Regions from separate parts of the Homo sapiens genome. Here region 2 is linked to region 1. Evidence: chromatin loops called from intact Hi-C (ENCODE). Cell type or tissue: PC-3. All regions are shown on one strand. Links, peaks and the distances in the headings refer to the core of each region. The heading gives the core; the rest is flanking DNA.

The links. Peaks named below come from ENCODE experiments on the same cell type or tissue, not always from the same donor. Only the 100,000 strongest peaks of a DNase experiment are listed, where the experiment ranks them.
Region 2: it touches region 1 in a loop (6-fold over the local background); 3 of 110 quality-filtered maps call a loop at or near these places.

Annotation. Positions count from the first base shown.
Region 1 is chr1:172,916,890-172,919,816 of GRCh38, reverse strand. No RefSeq gene overlaps it. Among named protein-coding and RNA genes, the nearest start is that of TNFSF18, 130 kb to the left of the region's middle. In PC-3, for the core only: no CTCF peak of the experiment used is centred there; a DNase peak (open chromatin) is centred at 1,646; H3K4me3 peaks cover 902 bases; H3K27ac peaks cover 1,899 bases.
Region 2 is chr1:172,857,640-172,860,566 of GRCh38, reverse strand. No RefSeq gene overlaps it. Among named protein-coding and RNA genes, the nearest start is that of TNFSF18, 190 kb to the left of the region's middle. In PC-3, for the core only: CTCF peaks have their summits at 879 and 1,099; a DNase peak (open chromatin) is centred at 1,216; H3K27ac peaks cover 835 bases.

The DNA of each region.
Region 1 (2,927 bases), core at 103-2,602:
CAGAGAGTTTTGAGGGAGATTTGGTTCTTGCAAAGTATATGGTCTAGGGTATAACTCTGGGAGTAGATGACTGAGGTGAGCTGGGGTAGCATTTAAGAGCATTGGGAAAGAGATCAAGGGACTGAGAGAACAAGTATAGAATGGATTGTCCCTGTGGATATTGAAGTAATCAAAAATTCTGATAAGAGTAGTGGGTGAGGAAAAACATGGTGAACTGGAGGCTAAAATTTTTTATTGAAAAGAGAGGTGAGACTTAGGGCTTAGGAGGTAGGTAGGTGATGAGTATGGAATCTACTGGCAGGCATTTTCAGATAATGTTTTTAAAGGATTAACAATATTTGGGAGAAGCACTGAGAATCAAAGACACATATCTCATCTCTAGTATATAGTACAAGGTTTATGAGAGGAAAAAAAACATCTTCACTTGAAAGGGATGTGGGAGAAGCAGTATGTTTAAAGGAGACCCGGATTTCACTTAGGACAAGCTAATGAAGAGAGTTGCGAGAGAAGAGGCTGTGTATACTGGAGATATTGTTGAGGCTTGACCATAAGAAGAGAAACCAGAGAAAGGGTTTGGGGGACCTGCCTGGGAAGAGATGGGAGATGGAGTCAAAGTAGGAAATATAACGAGCAGTGTGAGGAGAAGAGAGGCAGGATAACCTGAGGGCATGCCCTAAAGACTCCAAGGTGAAGGCAGATGATCGATTCTGACTACAGCGCCTTCTTGCATTTAGTCCTTAGGCAGTTTGTGGTGGTAAGTTTTGGAGGAGTATTAAACATGAGTTTGGGAGCCTGGGAAGGGTCTCACTAGAGGCATGTAGAGCTCTGTGGGCCTCCTTTCAATCCTGGAATGGAACAATTGCAGATATTCAAAAGACGCTCTATGGGCTTGCTTTCTGTTAAGTAGATGCTAACTGATCATTTGTTTTATTCGTTTATCAATTATTTATGGGGAGCCCACAATGTGGAGGGCACTGTTTTAGACTTTGGATAAACAAACACACCTTTGGGTCTCCTGGACTTTACGGTTTAGTGGGAGAGAGATATTTAAAGTAAATAAACCAAGAAACACAATATCCAACTGTGCCATTGCTATAAAGACAAAGAACAGGGTGTAATGAGATCATGCAACCGGGTACCTTATGGTATTTAATTCTTCTACATTCTTTGAGTGTACCATGTTGCCTAGCTCCAAAAACACAGCTAAGAAGTAAAAGTGAAAACATATGTTAAGGTTTGATTATTTTCTGAATTAACTAATGAGACTGATTAAGGTGAGACTAAGAAGTAGTGAGACTGATCCCAAAAAGCCACCAAGAAATTACTAATTGCCTCATAATTATAATATCCAGATAAAACTTATTTTTCTACTAGTATATAGCCCTTCTCTTGAATTAACTTTAAACTGTAATTAAGTGACCAGTGTTGTTTAAATATGAGAAAACATTGTGTGGATGTCACTTTGGCACAGAGATACCAGATATGAATAAATGGGAAAACCTCAACTCCATTCATTGTTCTGGGTGGAGGTGGTAGGAAGTTGCCCACAATAAAATGCAAAAGTGCCTTCTGCTGAAATGTGCCCTGAGCCCACTTAGTCACAATATTAAAATGCAGATCCAAGTATTTGGAACAATATGCTCAACTTCTGGTCTATAGCTCCTGAAATGCACTGGGTCCCTATGACTCACTGGCAGAACACGGTTGAAAGAATGTCGAACTCATAAGAGAAAAATGTAACTCCCTGAGATGAATACAACCAACAAGAGAGTGCTTGCCAATGAGAAAATATTGAATTGTTAAAATGCAGTTCTGGAGAAGGCAATACAGGTGTGGAAGGAATATTCTATACTTGTCTCTATCACAGGAGTGTGTTGCTACTTCCAGCAAACTCACTTTCCAAAGAGAAGTCTTCGTAACATTTCTTCAAGGCCAATAATGCCAAGAGTGAAGTTTGCATAAGCTTTAAAAATTTCCCAACTTACCTACCAACTGAAAAATAGGTCAACTTTCAGTCTCAAGAGTAAGAAACTAAATGCATCAATGGGAAGAAACTAACTGCATCAATGGGGTCCTTTTTCCAGTTCAAATTAGGGACTTTAAGTCAGTTTTCCTTGGGAGTCTCCCAGCCTGAAGGAAATAAAAAAAAAAAATAAAAGCAATTAACACCACTTCAGAACTAGACTAGAGATCCACAAGGTAAACATTTTGAGAAAAAGCTAAGAAAAAATCCAAAAGATGAAGGAACAAGGCATCCAGTTCATCCAGAATCCTTCAAGCTTCTCTTTAGACTCATCCACTCACCCACCCATCCATCCATCCATCCATCTTTCCATCCAACTTTCTATTTGATTTTTGTTCGGCTGTCGTTGACCAAGCAGCTACTAAGTGTCTAGCTGAGGTTCACATATCGACAAGACACAGTTCCAGTCTTTGAGGAGCTAATTTGTAATGTTGCAACAAGCCACCAGGTAACCACACAGACAATTTCCATACTATCTAAGAACTGTCATGATAGAGTTAGCACAGGTGCTTTGGGGACACATAATAGGGTGGGGAACTTCATTCAGTAAAGGGCAGGGTAGAGGGGGAGCAGGTCAATGTCTTTAAGGAAGTCATATCCATGCCAAGATGTGAAAGGGGTAGGAGTCAGGCAAAGGAGAGAGGAGAAGGAAAAGTATGGATAAAAAACAAGTGTGTGCTGCTCATTCCTGGGTAGAATCTACAGTGGCCAGGCTTGTAACTCAGCTTGGGCCCCAGTAGGCTCTGTAGGAATGAAGGGTCTCCTGAGGCTCTAACATCCACTCAGACCCAAAGCAGTGAGGCTAGAGGGCTAATAAAATGTGTGGTGATATAAATGTTTTCAGTAAATATTTACATGAGGTAAATATTCAGTGATGGGTGATGGAAGATGGAAGATGGAGCCA
Region 2 (2,927 bases), core at 96-2,595, 59 kb after region 1:
GCTGTTGTTTAATTCTATAGTCTTGCTTTTTTTGTCTAGTTTTCAGTTTTGACAGACTTGTGTTGAAGTTTACAACTATAATTGTGGATTTGTCTAGTTATTTTCAGTTTTTGCTTCAAATATTTTACTTCTCTGTTGCTTGGTGCATTTACATTTAATATTGCTCTGTCTTCTTCATGGAGTCATCCCCTAATTATATAATCTCTCTGTTTTGCAATTTTCTTTGCTCTTGAATCTAAATTATTTGATAGTAATATAGCCACTTGTTTCTTTTGATTAATGTTTGTAAGATACCTTTTCTACCATTTTAATTTTCAACCTGCCTATATCATTATATTTTAAGTGAGTTTCTTGTAGACAACATATAGTTTTCATAATTTTTAGTGTACTGTGCAATCTCTGACTTGCAATTGGTATAGTTAGACTACATTTAAGGTAATTATTGATATATTAAGACTTAAATCTACCACTTAATTTTTGTTTTCTGCTTTGCATTTCTGTTATTTCTTTGTTTTCTTTCTCTTGTCTTCGTCTGGTATGCTAGAGAAGTTTTTACATTTCCTCTTTGATTAGCTTTAGAGTTTTTAATTATATCTTTTATATAGTTTTTTTTAGTGGTTTCTTTAGGTATTATGTTTACATACATAACTTATCACAGTCCACTGTCATAGTCATTTTACCAGTTGAAATAAAGTGCCCCTTTATCCTCCCCTGTTAATAATGTAATTTCCTTAAATATTTCTTCTACATATGAAGCCAGTTATAAAATATAATTTTTCCTTCAACTATCAAACATAATAGAAAAAACTCTAGGAGAATTAAAACCTAATATATTTACCCATATTTTTGTTTACTGTGTTCTTTCTTCCTTCTTGATGTTCTGAGATTCCTTCTTGTACTGTTTCTTTGTCTATAAAGGGGCAGGTAATAAACATTTTAGTCTCAGTGGGCTGTGGGTGAGTATCTTTTGTAACTACTCAATCCAACAGTTGTAGTGTGAAAACAGCCTGAAGCAATATTAAACAAATAGGTTTTGCTGTGTTCCAATAAAAATTTACAAAACAGGCAGCAGACCAGACTGACCCCTGTCTAAACAAGAGCATTTTCCATAATCACTTCACCTTTTTTTTTAAATGCTGATGCAACCTTAGATTCAAACAATGTGGAATTTAGCTTAAACATACAAACTGGAAACCTAATCTATGACTGTATTTCCTAATGTAATGTGCAATTACTGATTCCTTTGGCATGAGTTCTATAACCACATAATCATCTTTTATAAGCAGTTTCTTTGTTGTAGTACTGGGAGCCTTATCTCTGACAGCAAACTTGTGTTTTCTTTTTTTATTTTTTGAGACAGAGTCTTGCTCTGTCACCCATGCTGGAATGCAGTGGCGCGATCTCAGCTCACTGCAAGCTCTGCCTCCCAGGTTCACGCCATTCTCCTGCCTCAGCCTCCCAAGTAGCTGGGACTACAGGCACCCGCCACCACACCCGGCTAATTTTTTTGTATTTTTTAGTAGAGACGGGGTTTCACTGTGTTAGCCAGGATGGTCTCGATCTTCTGACCTTATGATCCGCCCACCTCGGCCTCCCAAAGTGCTGGGATTACAGGTGTGAGCCACCACGCCTGGCCCAAACTTGTGTTTTCTTAATTTAATCTTGTCATGATATGAGATTTCCTGCCTTAAATATACTTATTAACTATTATGTTAGATTTTTTAAGTTTTAAGTGGGCTGGCATTTTTAAAAATACATTTTTCAATATTTGGTTAAAATTATACTTTTTTATATATACTCATTTTGATATTAAATTGTATAATTAGTAATTTCAAAATTAAAATGACCAAATATCATAGAAATCGTATTGTCATCACCAATTGTTGTACTCTATCAAATTGTTGCAACTGATAGAACTCTTTTTTAAAAAAAATTATTCTTGGGGTACAATGCTTGAAAAAGCATGACATGGTACATAGAAATAGACATATAAAGCCAGGAGTGGGGAAACTTGTGTTTTTGAAAGCTGTAAATATTTAGGCTGATTTCCCAAAGAGGAATTCAGAATTATTTAGGGGGAGAGAACTTATTTTGTCTTTAGAAATACTTTAATAAGCCTTTACTTAATGTAAAATTAGACCTGGTGTTTAGTCTGAAAGAGAAAGATAGCTCAAAGGCAGAGCTATATTTCTTTGTTTAATAAACAGAATTTTGGCATTCTCTCCTGGCTAGACACTGGGGGAAAGGAGACTAAAATGAGGCCCGAGCAAAGAGCGTGTGGTGGGCAGTCCTGAGAGAAACAGTGGTTTGGAGCCACCTAAGGCCTAAACAAGAAAAGCAACCAGTGACAAATTTGCTATGTTGTGGATTGCGAAGGAATGTTAAGAAAATAATATGTCTAATATTGCATTTGTCTGTTGTCTCTGCATTGTGTTGTAATCCCACCATGATATTCCCAAACATACAGCATAGGTCAATTAAACACAATAGCCTTTTGGCAGTGAGGGGGATATGTTCATGCCTATCTATGGGATGAAGGGGTGAAGGGAGAGAGGAGCAGCCAGGAAAGGTAAGGTGAGAGAGGACCAGAGCCAGGGACTGGGAGCAGGAATACAGACCTTGTGGCATCCAGGTGGGACTGGTTCCCCTCCTACTTCCCTGACCTTTCTTTCTCAATCTCACCTGTGCTGGCTCCTCCTCATTTCCTAAACTATAAACATGAACTCTAAACCTCTTTTCTTCAGACCTGGTTATATTCATCTCCAAGGCCAGAACTTTTCAAAATGTGGCCTTGCAACCCATTAGTGCATTGTAAAGTCAATTTAGAAGAATGTGACCTGTATTTTTGATGAAATAAATTAAATATAACTGAAAATGTCAGAGTATAATATATGTGGTAAAGGTTGGCTTTTCTCATGAAACTTTTG